Linked DNA regions of Mus musculus: region 2 is linked to region 1. A link is a loop called in an ENCODE intact Hi-C map of the cell type or tissue named here. Cell type or tissue: gastrocnemius. All regions are shown on one strand. Links, peaks and the distances in the headings refer to the core of each region. The heading gives the core; the rest is flanking DNA.

What was found. A loop is a pair of places that touch in the nucleus more often than their neighbours do. Peaks named below come from ENCODE experiments on the same cell type or tissue, not always from the same donor. Only the 100,000 strongest peaks of a DNase experiment are listed, where the experiment ranks them.
Region 2: it touches region 1 in a loop (7-fold over the local background); 2 of 42 quality-filtered maps call a loop at or near these places.

What each region holds. Positions count from the first base shown.
Region 1 is chr15:42,608,309-42,618,284 of GRCm38, forward strand. All of the region lies in intron 1 of Angpt1 (angiopoietin 1), which reads right to left. Among named protein-coding and RNA genes, the nearest start is that of Gm41313, 53 kb to the right of the region's middle. In gastrocnemius, for the core only: no CTCF peak of the experiment used is centred there; no DNase peak of the experiment used is centred there; H3K27ac peaks cover 223 bases.
Region 2 is chr15:42,662,757-42,672,732 of GRCm38, forward strand. The region is part of intron 1 of Angpt1 (angiopoietin 1); the gene reads right to left. Gm41313 (a long non-coding RNA gene) reads right to left here and starts at 3,310. Exons shown (of 2, transcript XR_875323.1): 1 at 1-3,310. In gastrocnemius, for the core only: no CTCF peak of the experiment used is centred there; a DNase peak (open chromatin) is centred at 7,188; H3K27ac peaks cover 377 bases.

The sequences.
Region 1 (9,976 bases), core at 622-8,621:
ATCTATTGGATTTTTCTCCGGGATGTTCAATTTTGTATTGGCTGCTATTCATTGTCTGTGCTCCATTTGTGGCTTGCTGGTATAGAATTTTAATGAGTTCCATGTTAAACATCTATTAGAAATCACCCTTGCAGGCACTCTACAGGGAATAAGCCCATACATCTGTCTAGATTCAACTCATCCCTCCACTACAAGTAAAAATAATTCACCCCACATTTAAGGATAATTCTAGAGATCACAAATAAAACTAAACGTGGCCTGTGAGTACTTCCAAACACAAGAAAGTGCCATTTGCTGTGTGCACAAACTGAAAGCCTAATTCAGGATCATGTTCTCAGAGCAGGTAGCTGCGTTCCAGTCAATTACAGCAGCTGAGAGTCAGTGAGTCGCCTGTGGCCAACTGATTGGTTTAAGGCAAAACAGAGAGCTGTACCCAATTAACTCCCTGTGTAACTCACTTCCCTTCTCTGGCCATTCGTGTTTTCTGACCATGTTATGAGAATAGAAGTCTTAAACACTTCTCTGGATCTAAGAGATACCAACTATGTCTATGACTCTTTGATTATCTATTTCCTTTCTACAAATATGAGACGGTTACTTTGGTCCACTGGAAGGGCTAATGTTTAGCTTCCAGGATAATGACAACTGTTAGAGATTGCTAAAGGCTTATGCAGTAAGCAATTTGGTACCCCATTTGAACTTGCCAACAACCTGTGAAAGAGGTACTGCCTTCTCACAGAGAACCTGGGAGTCAACTAGTCAGGGCTTTGCCTAAGGACATGCATGCACTCATGAATCCAACGAGTCTTTCTATAAACTCTCAATGTTCTCATTATGTTAGATTTTAGTTATACCCTAATATTCACAAAATGCTTTTTATAAAAAAAGTGATTTTTTTAAACAAAAGAATAAGAGTATTTCTGGGACCAATGAACCATATAGTCTGTGAAATTCCACGCACAGCTGATAATTGGGTTTTTTTTCCTTGGTCTGCCAGCAAGTCTCCATTTGCAATTTGAGAGAATATTTAAATATATTTTAGTAAAAGCTTTTTTTTTTTTTATTTCAACATGAACACCTGCATTTGTGAAAGTTTCTTTAGTCTGAAACATTCAGAACTCCTGAATATTATTAGGTTTAGAGCACAAAAAGCCCTGGGCTAACTTGACTCATAAATTTCCTTATCATTCAGTCTAAGTGTTTCAGTTAATGGAAATCACTGTATCAGCTGCCAGAATCTGCACTTGAATAAAACTTTAAAAGTATACTTTTACTCAGACTTACATAGAACTGAAAAGGGAAAGCATCAGGCCAGGCCCTACAGCCTCAGAATTTTGGGTTGTTTTGCTTTGGTTTGGCTTATTTTTTTGCAGCAAAGTTTGTAATGACCCTGTGACTGTAGGCTGTGTGGAAACAGGAATGGAACAAGAATTTCGCAAATACTGCTAATATTCCTTTTGATGAAGGCTTTGCAAAGACCAACATAGTTGTAGGTGAGAACCCGCACATGCTGCAGCAAGAGACAGATGTGAACGAATATCTTCTCAACCTTAGACAGACGTGAACAAATTTCTTCTCAACCTTAGGTTCACTTAAGTCAAATTGGTAACCCACATTTGCATGCTGAGAGCTTCACACCATTGAAATGCACAGACAGTAGGGGAAGCAGACCCCAACCTGCCCCCTATTCAGAGCCAGGTTCTACGAATTTCTCAGCACAACACCAACAAAATGAGACAGGCATGGAGTGCTGACTGCTTGGCACTCAGGATTATACATGCCTTTAGTTGAAGGGCACTGCTTGTCCTTAGGATTTTGTCCCTTCCATGTTTGACAGATTCTTGGATACAGAGTCACAAAGATATGACTCTCCAAAAGGTGATTATACAGCCACAGTGACTTCTGGGATTAGCACTGGGTTCTGTTACAGCTGTCTTAGTGTGTAGCTCATCTTCCTACCCAGGATTGCTTCCCTCTGTTTTTGTTGTTGTTGTTGTTTTTAAAGGTACTGCTCTTAAGGATAAATTCTCCCATCTCTAAACAACAAAACAAGACAAAACAAACAGACAAACAAAACTGCCTGAATTTTCTAGGTTATGTCTTAGGTTCATGTTCTACCAGGAACATCATTAATGCTCAATAAAAGTTATTCTCCAATACCTGTAATCATTCTCTGACTGCACTGTTAGAGATAGAGGGGAATGGTTTGAGTAACTTCTCTTTTTAACCTGAAAAGAATTCTGCTATGGACAAGGAGCAATTGTTGTTGTCTATAAGCAAAGCTGTTTCTTATAATGCTCAATCTGAAACCAATAGACAGCAGCAAATATTCAAGTTGTATTGATTTAAGTAATTAAAGAATTTCAGTAGTTCATCTGATTTATTTTGGTAACTTTTAAACATATTTGACTTCTCGATAAAAAAAAAAAAAAAGGTCTTAGCTCCAAACTTTGTCTCTGTAACTCCTTTCATGGGTATTTTGTTCCCTATTCTAAGGAGGAATAAAGTATCCACACGCTGGTCTTCCTTCTTCTTGATTTTCTTGTGTTTTGCAAATTGTATCTTGGGTATTCCTGGGTATCCATGACATAATCAGCCACCAAACCCAGACACTATTGCATATGCCGGCATGATTTTGCTGAAGGGACCCTGATATAACTGTCTTGTATGAGGCTATGCCAGTGCCTGGAAAATACAGAAGTGGATGCTCACAGTCATCTATATGATGGAACACAGGGTCCCCAGTGGAGGAGCTAGATAAAGTACTAAAGGAGCTGAAGAGGTCTGCAACCCTATAGGTGGAACAACAATATTAACTAACCAGTACCCCCAGAGGTCGTGTCTCTAGCTGCATATATAGCAGAAGATGGCCTAGTCGGTCATCATTGGGAAGAGAGGTCCCTAGGTCTTGCAAACTTTATATGCCCCAGTACAAGGGAACTCCAGGGTCAAGAAGTGGGAGTGGGTGGAAAGGGGAGCAGGGTGGGGGGAGTGTATAGGAAACTTTCCTTTCGGGATAGCATTTGAAATGTAAATAAAGAAAATATCTAATAAAAAAAAAATGTAATTAGTAGTCTTTTGTTAATGTAAATACAAAATCCATCACACTACAGTGCCAAGAAAGTGATTCTTTACTGATTGGCTTAATAAAACCCTTCCTTGATCAATCAAAAAAAATACATTGAGTATGAGGGCCATGTTAATCTCCCCCAGAAACTGCACAGGACTTAAGCAGAGTGCATCCCTAGAGAGAATTCAGTACAAATCCCAGCTGAAAGGCACTGGGAAAACATTTGCAGCTATCCAGTGATACACTATTCTGGGCACATTCTTGGTTATGCATGAATGTCACGATGACTTCTAAGGGATTCATTATTTTATTTGGAATCATAACAATACTTAGAACACCAGGAGGAACTTTTCAAAATTAAGTCATAATAATTCAAAATTTGATCACATATTAAAATATCTCAAATATATTAGGTGAACAATTTTTTAATTAGATATTTTCTTTATTTACATCCCTTTCCTGGTTTCCCCTTCAACCCCCCCCCATACCATCCCCACTCCCCCTGCTCACCCACCCACGCACTCCCACTTCCCTGTCCTGGCATTTCCCTATACTGGGACATTGAGCCTTCTCAGGACCAAGGGCCTCTCCTCCCATTGATGTCTGACAAGGCCATTCTCTGCTAGATATGCAGCTGGAGCCATGAGTCCCTCCATATGTATTATTTAGTTGGTAGTTTAGCCCCTGGAAGCTCTGGGGGTGCTGGTTGATTCATATTGTTGTTCCTCTTATGAGGCTGCAAGCTCCTTCAGCTTTTTCGATTCTTTCTTTAGACGCTCCATTGGGGACCTTGTGCTCAGTCCAATGGTTGGCTGTGAGCATCCACCTCTGTATTTGTCAGGCACTGGCAGAGCCTCTCAGGTGGACAATTTTTAACCATTTCTTTTCCATACTTTGAAAAATCACATTAAAGGAATCTTCCCCAGTTTCTGACTTCTAGAATTGAATTCAGAGTATTATCAGTATAACAGTCCTGCACTACAATTGCTACAGGGGGTATCTACAATGACTTGGGCATTCCTTTGCTTACTAATAGTTTTAGACATCACTGACCAAGACAAAGACACAAAAACAATGAGAGGAATAAGTAAAGGTTGTTGCTATGACAAGATGCATAGGGAAGACACACTGAGAAAAAAAAAAGAAAAGAAAATCAGTCAATTCAGAGAAAAACAATCTGATGGATTCCTTCAGAACTTATGTTTGGCATGTGTATCAGTCAGTTTCTTGTTGCTATGATAAAATTTCCAGCAAAACCAACTTAAAGACGGAATGATTTCTTTTAGCTTACAGTTTGAGGGTACAATCCAGTGTGGCAAGGAAATTTTGGTGGCAGGAGCTTGAAGTGGCTGCTCATATTACATCCACTGGCAGTCCACTGGCAGGAAGTGCAAAATAATGATGAATGTTGCTGTTCAGCTTGGCTTCTTTCCCCTCTCCAGCCTCACCCTAAAAATTCTAGAATTATAGCCCATGTAAAGATATGCCTACATTTAGGCTGGATCTTTCTATCTCAATTAAACTAATCTAGAAAATCTCTCACAAGCATGCTTAGAAGTTAACTTAATCTAGATTTTCTCTCAGAGATATGCTCATATATTTGGGTGATTCTAAAAAAAGCTTGTGATTTTGAAAATCTATACCTACAATGCATTGTATCTAAAACATGCCTCTTTCCAACATTGCTTATCCTCATTACTGTTCTGCATGGCTCTGTTGGTAACAAAGAATTAGAGAAACAAAGCCTTGGACACATTGGATTCAAGTTGGGGCCCTGCAGGGCTTAGTATGGCATGTCCAACTGAGATTGTTGGCCTTTGAGCCTGGATAGGTGTGAATGAGTGCTTACAGACAGTATTTTTCCACTTCTGTAATAACAATGTATAATAATGATAGGAAGTGTTTTCAAGTTATCTAGCATAAGCCCCAAGGGTAACTCCCATGATTAATACAGAGGCCTTTGGAAACCCTTGAAACAAATTAGAGTTGAGTTTCTCTAGCATTTAACAGAAAGTATACACAGCATAGGCAGCAGCTGCTACAGGTTACCTTGACCACCTTTGCTTCTTTCTCAAGTCTCTTCAGATTTATATCACATAAATATACTCAGCTATAATGGTACTGAACCTTATGCCACTTGAGAATCCTCTTAGAAAATAAAAACCAAATTGTGCATGCATAATAAAGTACAAGTACCATCAATTTTGGAAGACAATGAAAATACAACTTATAAGACTTGGGAAGGTAGCATCTTGGGTAATTTACAAAAGGAAGCAAATACAGAATCACTGTCTCGGTGAGAACCAGCCTCTTGCTACACACAGAGCTCTCTACAACAACAGGCCTGGAGGACATATTTCCAACTAGGACATAAAACAGTCCTGCACTGGGGGCAACTTGGAAGTCAGGGTAAATGAGCCGCCATCAACACACATGTCTAAGGTAAATAAATTAAAGACAGAAAAAGCAACTATATTACCAGAAAGTCCTTAAACAGAGGCTGTGGGTGGGGACCAAGATTGTGTAAATTTCTGTACTATTTTATGCTTCTAAGAAAGACATCATACTCAAAAGAGTTTATATGATGTTTTTTTAAGATGAGGTCTCTTCTAACTTGCTCTGTAGTTCTGGCTGACCTGGAACTCTCAATGTCATTGATGGGATTATATATCTGGCTCAAAGTATCCAAATGAAGATGAAGACAAATGGCAAAAAGTGAAAGTGACCATCAAGTCCATTCTAGAACAGGTCTGGTGACATTTCCTTTCCCTTCTTCCTTTCCCTGCTTGTGTGCTGCTCTTTTCCACCCTGCTTCCTTCCCTGGCTTTCAGTTTGAGGAGGAGGAGTCTTCAAATGTTTCCAGGATTTTTATGTTTTGCATGTGCTTTCTCTTGGCAGGATATTCTACCAAATCCCAATATTTGTCCTTGTCCTTAAAATAAACACAGCACTCAGAGAAGAAAAGAATAAAGGGGTACAACAATAACAAATGACAGGAGATTTTCCCTCGATGCCAAGATCCTGAAGCCATCAAGGAGCTTAGCAGGAATAATAAAACTCTACTCTTTTCAGTATAGGATCCATGTCACCAAGAGTTCACCAGTGTGCCAAGTGGAGAAGGGTGAAAAACAGAGGCAAGCTTTTCAATGAAAGAAAATAACACTGTATAAGTGAAGATAGTGATGAAGGTTTTGAAGCAAATAAATAAATAATTTCATCTCCTCTCAGAATTCACACAAGAATTCTAACAGAAAAAATTGGAGGGACCAAACTCTTTTCCCCTACATTTTTGTCTTTCCTGATACAGATCAACAAGCATACATTCTAAAAGGTCAGGCTAAACCTGGGAAACCCAGGTCATTGAAGGCAGGGCTCACCTGTTCTGTTAATAACATAATTAAATGCACAGAGCCTCTGGTTTCCAAAACTATGAGTGAACTTTTTGATTCATCTAGATGGATGGACATTTCAGGACTCTCTAGGCTCCACAGATGAACTGTTGAAATTCCTGAGTCGGAGGACTTAAGATCCTGTTGGAGCACTGTGATATTCCATACAAAGGTACAAATTGCTAAGAGACACCTGCCCACTGAGGCTCAGCTTCAGGCAAGCAAGAGGTCTGATTATTACTAAATATTTCTTGATTCCCCTCTGCTCTACCTTCACCTGGGTGACTGCTGAGGCTCCTAATGTATTTGCAGATATTGCCCTGAAAATGCCCTTTCTTCAGAATCAAATGTGAAATGTTAGCATGTTCATTGTTTTCTGCATATTTTAATCTTCTTAATCCATAATATTTCTCCCTAATTTTTGTTTATTATAAGAGACGATGTTCCACCATAATTGCAATTTCTATGTAGGAGGGCTCTTTGCTGCTGATGGCTTGAAACTGTGAATGCTATATGTCTTAGATGCCCTTCCTCTATGAACCTCAAGTGTGCTCATGTGCTGAGATTAAGTTTTCTGTGCTAAAGAGTTAGTGTTTCTTTCAGTCCAAGTAGAAATAGAAACAGTAATTTTTTTTTAGTATCAATTATAGAGAAGACACAGAATCTTAAATAGGTTAAAGAAATTGAGAGCACGTCATTAAATCAGTAGGATTTTGAAGACGTTGGGAAAGCTATATTTCCTGAATGAGTAGAGAAAGACAAATAGATCCTCACACTGCAGGCTATCAATGGGTGAAGGCCATGTTTTGAAAGCTAGCCTCTTCTGTGGGAAATTTTTCAGAGACTAAAAACCATTTTTATTTCTGTCTTTTTCTGTGGCTTTATTACCAACAGGAAAGACTTCATGTTTAAAGGAAAAAGTGGAATTTTTAAAGCTACAAACAATAAAACATGTTATCTGCTTTCCCATCTATAACATCCATGATTTAGCCATCTACTAGCTGATTTCCATCAGTATATACAAAATCCATTGGTGTGTGCATAATTTCTCGTGTGTGTTGAACATATGTTACATACTTGAACAATTGCAAAGATGAAGGTCAGAAACCTGGCAGAAACAGAATTGAATTCCAGGATTAACAACAGACTTTGCTAAGTGTAATATCTTATTTTAAGACTAAATATGAACCTCTGCAAATCTTGAAGATTGGATGAAAAGCTTCTGACTTCTCAGATCCACACTGTTACTATGTGCCCAGAAAAATGCATGCATCCTTTATTTACTATTCTTATTAGTTTCTCTTATCAAATACATTTCATGATGATTTACTTTGAACTACTCTATTAAATGATTTAAATTAAAAAAATTGTGCATCTACAAGGTTTTCTCTGGTTATGTTCTTTTTAGATTATTCCAGGAATTTTTTTTTGTCATAATATTTGGTAGTTGGTGTATTCTTCAACCATAATGACAATATTTCCAACCTTCCAACCTCATTTATGTTACATAAGAGAGCAACTTCCATGCCTTCAGAGGATGCGGTAAAGGGAAATCTGTCCATTACACATTCCTTTTATCAAATTTTTATAACTACCTCATTTATAAATATTACATGGGTTTTTATTTTTAAATCTAAGATATTTTGGGATATTTTAAATCATTTGTGCTACACTATACAATCATTGAGATATTTAAAATCAAATCAGGTAAAATCAACATCAGAGAATTGGATAATCAGGTTACTTAAGGATAGCTAGCTACCAATCATTCTAATTAACTGGTGCTGATTCTGGTTATAAGTCAAGTCATGAGATGACACTGTGCCCTATCAGCCCCCTGGCAGTGTTTTGATGGGAATTGAGAAAGGGTCCTTTAGAATATGAAGCATAGAGAGTCCTGGGAGCAGGAATGGCTGGCTACTGAGGGTAACACAGACTTCCCAGGCAAGTCTCCTAATGGGCATCTCATCACTTAACAGTTCAGTTAACAAATTTGGACAAAAAGCAACTGAAAACTTCATCCCCAATTATCAAACCCCCTTGAAGCTCTACATTTCCAAAGGCTTTCCTAAGAGAATAGGTGTCACTAATCAATAATGACACCTAGTGAGACACTCCCAGAGAGAGCTCCCTTTCTGTGAGATGTTTGTTAACCCAGCAGGAAGAGTCTGAGGTGAAATGCCTCTTACTTCAGGGTTAATTATTTGCATTTTTCCTTAAAGCCAATGCGAGCTTGAAGTATGAAAGCCAACCGCTGAATTCCAGGCGGGCAAAAAACCCTCAACTCTGCAGGATTCCTTCAGTGAGTGGATTTCTGGATTGCTTTTGTCTTGCAGAAGAAATATGTAGATCCATCAAAGAACTGTCATTCTCTTCATACAAGTAAAGGGGTTTCCCATAGACTAATATTCTTTTCAAAAGCGAGGCTTTCATGAGTCTTTTGTTTTAGGACCCTGAAAACATGGTGACTTGTTATGGTTAACATAAAAGTAAAAGCAATAAAAGTTCAGTGAGACACTTACAGCTGGTCATGTTTCATGTCTGAGAGACAAAGTCCATTTGTCATGTTGGTTCTTTTTACTTAAAGTCACTAAGTGGGCAGTGCTGCATGCATGATCATACAATGGGAAGGCTCTGGACTGCACTGAAGGGATTTGTGGACAAGTTCTTTTGTATTAGTTGTTGTGATTTTTGCTTTAAATTCTGAATTTCAGTGTACAGAAAAGATCTTGAAAGCATTTTGATTTCTAATGTAATATTTGATGTGTAATGAACTTCAAAGAAGCCATGGATATGATTTTATATTGAAGTTAAGATTACTATTTTCTAATGGAAAACTGATTTGGGAGTAAGTTGTTTTGTGGTCCTTTTGGGACATCCACAGACTGACTTAAATCCTGCTCTATTCTGTCAATCTATGTCACATTCCCTTACCATGTGTTACCTTTATATATCCAGAATTGATGCATAAGGTGATGGTGTTGGGGAGGGGAGCATCAGCAGATGTGAATTCCAGACATTTTGCTCAGTGATTTGCTCATGTTCCATTACAAACAGAGCTCATAGACACCAAGTGGCAAAATAGAGCAAGGCAAGGACCCTACTCCAAGTGGGTCTCAGGGTCAGTTCTTTCCGAGGAAACCATTCTGTCTATGGGACCATTCTGTGTCTCCCCTCCTCCAATCTATGCAGAGAAAGGACATTTCCAGAACACATCTCACTGAAATGTTAGTAAAGGAGTATTGAGTAAGATCGCCCCAACCCCTCACCACACAAGATGGAAACAAAATCTCCAAATAAAGATGTGGTCTAAATTTTTCCTCATTTGAAAACTATCTTTCAATTCTTTGCAGCTTTGTAGAATAGATGCCTATAAAGTGTAGAACAAGATGGCTAATATCTATCAGAAATAAAACTTCCAGAACAAGGTCTGCAAATGTCTTGCTCCATTCAATCTTATTCTTAGGGACAATCAAAGGTTTAAATGTTATAGTCAATATGCTCCTCCTTTTTATAA
Region 2 (9,976 bases), core at 816-8,815, 55 kb after region 1:
TTTGTGCTTAAATTAAAAAAATCTGTCACTACACTGTAACTTTTCTAAGAAAAAATGTGTAGTTAATAGCTTAAAACAATATCTTTATTTGGGTATCCATATCAAAATAACCCTCGCTTGAAGCACTGTGTCTAAGTAATTTGCTCAAAAAAAGTAAAACTAGCAATGAATTATTTTTTATCTGACATATTTGTGAAGTTTAAAAGAATTACTGGAACGGGAAGGGTAATAGAGAACAGTTCTCTTAGAATAACAACTTCCCATAGACGTTTACACACATATAAGATAAATTATCCTGATCCCCACAAAAGGCTGCTTATCAACAATAGATTCTCCCAAGTGTCTAGGAAAACACCACTCATGTTCAGAACCTTTGATTCTGCCCCCAGCTCAACATTGAGAATTAATTTTAATTTGTGGAGGAAACAGTTGGAGAGACAAGAATACTGAAAAATATCAGATGTAACCCATCCATGAAATCTGAGTTTAATCTTTACATTTTCCTTAAAGGAAATGTGCAACCTTTTAAGATTTATTTAATGCAATAGCCTTTAGTTTTCTTGTGCTCAACACTGGTGTGATAATCTCTATTACCTGTAAGACCATATATGTTTATGTATTTGGAAGATGACACTGCTCGCCAAGGTACGACTGTGAATACTGAGGTTGTTTTTAAATCCTTTTTCTAGAACATTCAGTTTCATTTTTCTGCTAGTGACCAAATATCCAATAGTCTTCTCCTTACAGACAAATCAATTCACCAAACACAGCAAATAAAAGAAAATTATTGGCAACAACTCTAGTTCTGTTATAAGGATGAGATAAATGACATTATAATTGTGTCTATTAATGTATGAACTGTACAATCAAGCACAAGAGTGTGCTTCCCAGTTGCTGTTAATGTGTATTTGCCAATTTGACACCTATATCTAGACAGGAAGTAATTGATAAATGGGTAGAATATGAAAGAAACAGGAGGCAGGTGAGTGTATGAAGAAATGAACCCACAAAACTGAGAACATCATATACCCTGGCTCAATAGTTTTCTACTGACTGAGCAAAGATCTTTATCATTCAGCATCATCATTAGATCCTGGAACATTTCCCGGAGTAGAGTAGACTTCCCCCCAAATAATGTAGATGCTGCCATGCATATTTATTTATGCATGTACTGGGCAACTACAATGTGAAAATGCCACACACTGAAGAGCCCAGGGCAAGCAAGTGTAGAATGAAGTGTTTGGTTGCTCAAGTGGTATTTAGCCTATTCTACCACACAGAAATTATTAGAAAGCTAAATTTAGATTTGTTGCCAATCTGAACTCTTATGTGGGACTCTATGTTGGGACATGTACAGTGTGGCGTTAGGGTGGCTTAGAGTCACATAGGTGTTCTCTGTCATCTGCGAAGTCACTCTTGCATCACAGGCATCTGAATGGCCAGGCCTCCAAGACCAGAAGAAGAAACTAGACAGGGAGATATCTGCCTCAAGTGCCTCCAACTCGGACCAAAACACCAGAAGTATTTTAATTAATAGCAACAATGATAAATAAAAGAGGAAATGAGATAAGAGGTCCCCGCCCAAGAAAACAAGGCTTTTCTTCTCATTTTTACAACTCCCTGTGTGACCTACAGAAGAAAAGTACATGCAAATAATACTTTAAGTACCAGAATGAACTTTGCCTTTTCCAAGCAAGACTGCCTACTGATAAATCCAAGAGGGAGATCATGAATTGAATGGAAGCTATTTAAAACAGCAACCCCCTCCGCTCTCATGTAAAGTAATTGTAAGCCTTTCTTTGGCATTTCAAAGTTTTTAGATAAACCATCAGACTCAATTAAGCACTGTGACTTCAAGAAGATGGTATGTCTGTTGAGCAAGACAGGAGGGCCTCCAGACAGGGGTCTGTGTGGTCTGTCACCAGACCTGCAGGAGGGACAGAGCCTGGCTATTGTGTTGCACTGGGCAATACAACCTATTGCCACAGCCAATTTAACTATGAGCTTTAAAGCCTCAGTGAGGACAAATGGCTAAGACAGAGCATGAGGAAGGCGCAAGTCATTTGGTAAAGAAGAGTTAAGGCTTTGTCCACACAGACAACTGCAGAAACTTCTAAAGGCAGACTTGTAATTTAGGATTAACAAGGGGAGACATCATGGTTAAAATCCTGTAACTCATTCTGTATGGGTTAAGGGCAGAGTTCACAGAGCTGGGCTCCCTGCGATTTGCCTGCTGGTCCTAAAGTGTGCCTTTGTATATAGTCCTGTGAAAATGGACTCCTTTCCCCACGCATCAGTTTCCTCATGGGACAAGTCCATCAGGTAAATACTGATTAATTTTCAAAAATATTCAATAAGTTGATGCTTGTAAAGTTTTTCCAGGGTTTCTGGTAGTGGTTAAAGTACCCAATACAGTATCTAAAATCATCCCTGGTATTATCTAATATTTAACTCATAATTGCTGGGTAAAAAGCTAAAGCAAAATAATTTATGTGAATTATGCTTACATCTAAAAAAACTCTATGGCGTATGCAGCTATTTCTTTGATTTTATCCATAATGAAACAGAGAAACAGAGAAGTTAAGGAGCTTGCCTAAGGCCACACAGCAAGTAAGTTCCACTGTCAGGATTCTAAATTCCTGTGATGTAGTTCTGGTACACAAGTTTTATCAGTGGGTTATATCATCTTTGAACTTGATATTGGCACAGTGGACAATCTATTGGCTTTCATGTCTGTCCACTTCAGTGGGTTTACTCTTCAAAACAGACTGTAGTGTATTCATTTCTGCCTCCCTGTACTTTGAAGACCGCATTGGAGGGACAGTATATTTGGTCAGGTGACTGGCTGACAGGCTGCTTGCCTGTCCTTAAAGGTGAGCTCCTGCTATTCCTGCTACATCCTTAATTTCAAGCTCTAACTCACTGCTGCCCCTCTGGAAAATCCTGATTTAGCCCCTCCCCTGTCCTCGGCCTCCAGAATGGGACAGTCACTGGCATTTCTGCTCATCCTACAGCCTTCAGCTTCCCAGCATCTCACTCCACGGTCAGCTGGTGGAGGCTCTCTCAGCTCTTCAACAAAAACAGGAGCAGAGAAGACACAGAGATGAGCAGGGAAAAAGTCTCTGTCCTTCCTGCTCTGAGGTTAACCCTCTGCCTCTGCTTCCTGGGCTTTGGTTATGCTGAATTCTCCCAGCTGCAGAGTAAGGGAAGAACAGGAGTTTGAAAAAGCAAGTCACCAAGCACCCCAAAGACCTGAGAGAGATGAGAGAAGGAGGGACAGAGAGAGAAGGAGAGATGGATGGAGGGGAGGAGAACAGAGGGAGGAGGGAGGGAGGGAGGGAGGGAGGGAGGGAGGGAGGGGAGGGAGGGGAGGGAGGGAGGGGAGGGAGGGGAGGGAGGGAGGGGAGGGAGGGACATTAGGAAGTGCTCTCCCTCTAGGTATCAGGTGCCTACAGCCTCAATACTCCCATCAGATGCCCTTCAGTCTTTTACTGAAGAAAATTAAAAAGTCCCTGGAGATGACGCACGAAATTGGTATATTCATTAAATTGCCAGGTGTACACAAAACTGACACAACAAAGTTTCTTTGTATAGCTGTCCCCTGAGAAGCTCTGCCAGAGCCTGATCCATACAGATGCAGATGAATGCAGCCAAACTGAACCCTGCTGGGAGCAGGGAACCCAATGGAAGAGTTAGGGGAAGGATTGAAGGAGCTGGAGAGGTTTGCAACCCCATAAGAAGAAAAACAATATCAACCAACCAGACCCCCCACCCCCACCCCAAAGCTCCCAGGGACTAAACCACCAACCAAATGTACATGTGGGGGGACCCAGGGCTCCAGATGGATATGTTCAGCATCAATGAGAGGGGAGCTCCTTGGTTCTGTGGAGGCTCAATGACTCAGAGTAGGAAAATGCTAGGGTGTTGAGGCAGGAGTGGGTGGGTGGGTGGGGGAGTACTATCACAGAGGCAGGGGGAAGGGGAGAGGACAGTGGGTTTGTGGAGGGGAAACTGGGAAGGGGATAACATTTGAAATGTAAATAAATAAAATAACCAATAACAATTTTAAAAACACAAAAATAGAAATAAAAGCAAATGTCACTTATTATTTAAAAAAATGAAGAATTGGAAAATATCAACACACCTAAACAAGGTTGATTTTCTTTGACCCTCAGTAGAATTCTGTATAAAGTGAACATGATACTTTCCAATACTAGGAAATCATTGACCATCACAGAACCCTTCGTGCAGACAAATACCAATGATGTGACAACAGATATGTAAAATAAGTAAAGTAACACACTTTGCCAAGGACTGACCACGAGTTATCTATTATTTTATCACATTTGAGCCATCCTGCATAGGGAGGAGCTGGACATTTTAAGAGTCTAGAACAGTGAGTGTGTTTCTCTGTTTTGGTGATTTCAACATCTGATAACCTTAAAGTGCTTTGTATCTTACAGATTTCATACTAAACTAGCAACAAATATTCAATTTAACAACTGTTGGATTTCATTTTATATATTGAGGATATACCTGCTTCATATTTAATCACCTAGAACCTCTACTGAGGATGCCTGAAATACATTTCTTGGAACCTATGGGGCCTCTCAGGTTGTTGCTGGAAAGGAGTAGGGTAGAGTCCTGGGCAAGCCTCATCCTACACATCCTCTTTGACCTTCCACATGCCCCTATACGACACAGATTTCTCTCAATCTCTTTGTTTGAAAATCAAGTTCTGTTACTGTCAATTACTTCAAGTGCATCAGTTTATTCATTCAGAAGCAGAGATAGTTCCCTTGAGCTAAGGACACTGGAGGTGGGAAAACTCCAATCAGAATATATTGTGGGGGGAAGGGGAGTCTACTTTCAAAAAAAGAAAAGAGAAAAATGTAAAGTCTATCTCCAATGAAGGAAAAACAGGAAAAGAAAAAACTGTGAGCTAGGAGTTAATAATGGAAAAAGGCTGAGTATGGTGGTATGTGGTGTAATCACAGGCTATGGGAGGAGATGGGACAGGCAGGTTGTGGGGCTCACTGACCAGCCAGCCTAGACTACTTGGTGAACCCCAGGTCAAAGAGAGAACCTATCTCCAAATGAACAAACAAATTACATAGATAGATAGATAGATAGATAGATAGATAGATAGATAGATAGATGACAAATGGATGGATAGATAGATAGATAGATAGATAGATAGATAGACAGACAGAAAGAAAGAATAAAAGTGGACAGTGTCTGATGAATAACCACTGAGGTCATCCTCTGAACATTGCATGTATACACATGCATGTGTACCTTCACATACATGGTCACACACACATACACAAGTAGTAAACTTCTATTATTAGTATTTTTTATTATTAAATATTCAGCTTGTTATATATCTGTTGAACTACTGCTCAATCACTATTAAATGACTTCCATCTGATACTTCCATTCTTACTATTTAAAAATCAAAGGGAAAGTGAAAAAAGAAGATATTGGAGATATTGGTAATAAGACCCAAATTTTACATCTGACATTTTTGCAAGGAGACAACATGGAGAAGGCCTGATTGCTAGAGCAGTTCTTGAGCAGAAGTCAATCCCCACTGAGCTTCCAACTAGCTATCTGCATGTTAATAGTGGTAGGAGTGTTGACATGTCTCATAGCACCCCGAGACTCTTAACAATTTAGAGAAAAATATAACTTAAGAATTGAAAAATATTTACTGATTTCACGTAAAATAACTTTTAAGGAATAAGATTATAGTTTACCTCATTAGACTTTCATAAATAAAACCTAAGACTACATACAAAGCATATGCTCTTCCCAATAACTTATTCTGCAGGCAGCCTCAGCCATCTCATGGAAATATGTAAGTTTGATGTTCAAGAATGTAGAGCTATGAACATGTTATGAATAATTAAGATGTTCACATTAGAATCTTAATATCCCAGCTGCTAATTGACCACACACACATTGAGGTCTGAAGTAACTTTTGTATTCCCTCAACAATGTAAAAGCAAACAAGAAATAGAATTTCATTGAAAACGTGGAGGATTTATCTTACACCATATTTTTCTAATAATGGCAAAAGAAAAGAGACCTAAACACATTACCAGTGGAATGATGAGTTTCATCTGACTCATGCAGCGCCTGTAATTTAGAAATTGTTCGTTTTTCTGATTGGAGGAAAGGATTCTGATCACTGGTTGGCAGCTAGGACCGATCAAGCCTAACTACATCTCCCATTTAATACTTCCATGTGATGTAAAGGAGAGCATTCAGAAACTAAGTAAACATCACCTCCAAATACGGCGAACACAATCCAGAGGGGGCTTTGCTCTTTAGAAACTCTTTGATAACAGAGGGGCACATCTTTTGTACACATTGTAAAAAGATTTAAACACTGAGAGGCCCTTCTTCCCTCAGACCATGGGGCCAAAACCAAAGGGGGTTTGGAATTTCCCAACTTCACTGCAAAGGATAATCTTGTATTGGAACAAAAGTCATGGGTGACTCAGAATGTAATTAGTGTTGTGCATCTGCGCAAATGGCACAGCATAGCTTGTGGTATTAAAAAGAGAAAAAAAAAAAGGAAAAGAAATAGAAAGAAAAAGAGAAAAAGGAAAGAGAGAAGAAAGAAACTAAGGCTTAGGCGAAGGCCATTCATGAGTTCATACCAGGCCAAAGCACCGAGCAAAGCGAACTGCCTAACTCAGCCTGTCTGTCCTAGCAGGGCTGGTAATACCCTGTATTTGACAAAAGAGCCTCCCACTCCTGGCTCCACCCTTCTGTCAACTGTGCAAGCCTGTTCACTTTCTAATGTTTGATCTGAAACAAATGGAAAGGAAGTTGTTTTCCATGTACACTGAATGCAAGTGGAGAGGCTGACTGAAGTTCATGGCTGAGACCACTAAATGGTTCCGATGTCTTGTCAACATCCTTACTAACAACTCAGCCAACAGGATGGAACAGGCACAGGAAACAGGAGACCCCAGACTTGCTACTCAGAGGTGGAAAACTGTTTTCAGAACTCTTTTCCAGGTGCTTTTTCTCTTTGACATGTATCAGCTTCAAGAGTATTTCTCTGTTCACATGATAATGAGTAGGGGAAAGAAAAGACACAAAAATTCCCTTATTTGTACTCCAAAATGTCACCTCACATCATGCCAAACACCACGCCAAGAATTGGCTTAGTAAGGCTTTCTGCCAATTGGCAAAATCCTCACTTTGCTTGCTGGAGGTCAATGTTTTTCCCACACAACCAACTTCACAGTTTACCTTGCAATAGTCCCAATATCAATGCTGTTTCCTCTTATGATATAGAACAGGCTTAAGAATTTTTTTAAAGGGCCAGATATTAAAATACATATTTAAGTTCTATTGGACATTTAGTTTCAACTATAATTCCTCCATTCTGCCTTTGTAGGACAAAAACAGCTTTGAACAATGCACACAAGAAGGAGGGTGGTTGTGGTTCTGTTGTAATCAAACTTTATTTATAAACATGGTGACAGACAGGATTTGGCCCAAGGGCAACGGTTTGATGACTTTTCATGTAGACCATGTAAAAGATACTCACCCTGTATATCTAAGGGGTAATATGTGGAATATAGTTAGGCATTATGGCTATAAATGTTATTTATACTTTGAATAGCTCCACATAATTACTTCTTTCATTACTAGTTGAAAAAAAAAGGGGGGGGGGGTTCTTCCATTGGTATCCTTAAGAGGGTTTGGATCCAAGGGGTTGGCAGACACAATTTGTAGATGCTTAAGTCTCTTATTCAAAATACCAGAATATTTCATATTCCTCATACACATTATGTACTTAAACAACTCTGGAATTCTTATAAAACCTAACATAGCCTAGTGCTGTGTAAATGATTGCTTTACCATAGAATAACAAAATGCCCACGTGTGGTTCAGTCCAGATGCATGATTTTAAAGTATTTTTGATCTGAGGATGGTTGAATTTGTGGATCTGAAACTGTGTTCTCTACCCACTGTCTTAGGAAATTTTGTCAAACAGCTGTTACGCAACCAAAAGAATAAATAATGCAGTCAATAAAAATTAACCAGCAATTAAAGTTTTTACTTCATCATACATCATGCCTGTGATAATCAAGCCATTCCTTATTGAGGCCCTATTATGTGCCACACATGCCTTTAGGTATAAAGCAAATTGAATCAAAAAGAGACAAAAATTGTGTTATAAGGAATTTTACATGACCACAAATGGCTAAGACAGAATAAATAATTTGAAGAACAATTCTTAATATTATGCCACATAGCAGTAAATGCCATAAAGATGATGTGGTTTTGGTAACTTCCCTGAGATTGGAGGTTAAGTCCCTTTTGTTGCAAGTAGCATGCACTTCAGACAAAGCCCATGGATCTGAGCTGGTTGTGTCCTGAAATTCTCCTCCCTAAAGACTAGCTTTCATGGTTCCATAATGTACCATTCAAGCTTCCAAGGGAGAGAAGCAACCAATAGTCCTACCCAGCTATGACATCTATGAACCCTAAGCATGTAACAGTGGTACCCAGCCTTGGCAGTAACCAACAGCTCCCTAACTAGACTTAAGACCAACTCAACAAGAGAAGAATCAGGCCTAGTACTGGAAAGCTAGCCGGGCATGGATGATTTTCGAAGTCTAGGGACATTGGGGAACTTGGGTGAGAAACTACACCCACCACTTTACTAAAGAAGCATAATATCTAACTATAATCTAAAAATTCATCCTTATACCCACAGATAAGTGTAGGTCTTACCCCTCATCAAAGAAATGTCTCTTTCTAGCAAATGGAGACCATTTCAGAAAACTACAACTGATCCAAATGTAGAGAACGGTGATTGTGCAATGCCCAGCTCCAAAACATATCTACAGCGCAATTCCTAAACTAGGAGGAGAGGAGATGTGGAAAGAATATAAGAACCAGAAGACCAGAAAATTTGATGGGAGAATGTGTCTCCTAGAAATGTCAGAGTTGCTACACCCATGAAAGGTTCCTTATAATTTGTCCTTATACAAGACCAAAACACCTGAACAAGGATGATATCAATAGACATATCAACAATGGAAAGAAGAAACATCTTGGGGCCCCAACACTCGCGAGTCAGTTACAGGCACCTAAGGAATGCTGAGAGTGAGAGCAATAGTCTTCCTCAGGAAGGAGCCTTCCAGTTGATTATCTAATACCAAGAATCATATACCTACTAATCAAATTATAAACAGCCTGAACATGTTAAACTTATATATTTAAGAATTAAACTATTAAAAACAAAGAGGTCATGAATTCAAAAAATTTTCAATTTTTACAGAAAGGATTGGAGAGAGGTAATCTAAGGTAGAAATGGTATAATTATATTTTACTTTTTAAAAACTATAAAATAGGGCAGTGTAACACATTAGCAAGTCTCTCAACAGTCTGAGAAGGAGAAGGTGGTACAGAGAGAACTTCTGAAGGAGGGAAGACCTAAGCAAGACAGACAGATGCATCCAGACTAATTGCTGAAGACCAATTTTCCACACTAAGTAAATAGCTTGTAAGTGCCTGGGGCAGGAAGGAGCTTGTGTCTTGGAGAAATCACAAGAAAGGCCATGCCATTTGAGTGTCTGGAATGTCCTTTGAAGGTAACAATGATGAGGCCAGAGAGCTGGTCCAGGGAGGATGGGGAGGGGCTTTGTGTGAGCAGTTGGGATTTCATTCCTGCATAATGGGGAGCTATAGGAAGATTTTAAGGGAGAAAGTAACATATTTTTTTAATCGTTTTAAATTACATAAACCAGTAATTACATATGGAATGAGCACTAGGAAGAAGAGGGTCCATGTGAAATGGTGGCATACAAGGGATGAAGCCGGCCTGCAGTTTCCAGGAAAAGGACGTGCCTTGGCCCTAAACTCTGAGTTCTACCAAGAGAAATAATACTGTCCATAAGCTTGAAGTGAGTCTGTAATAGCACAACTTTCCAGGTTCTGTGGA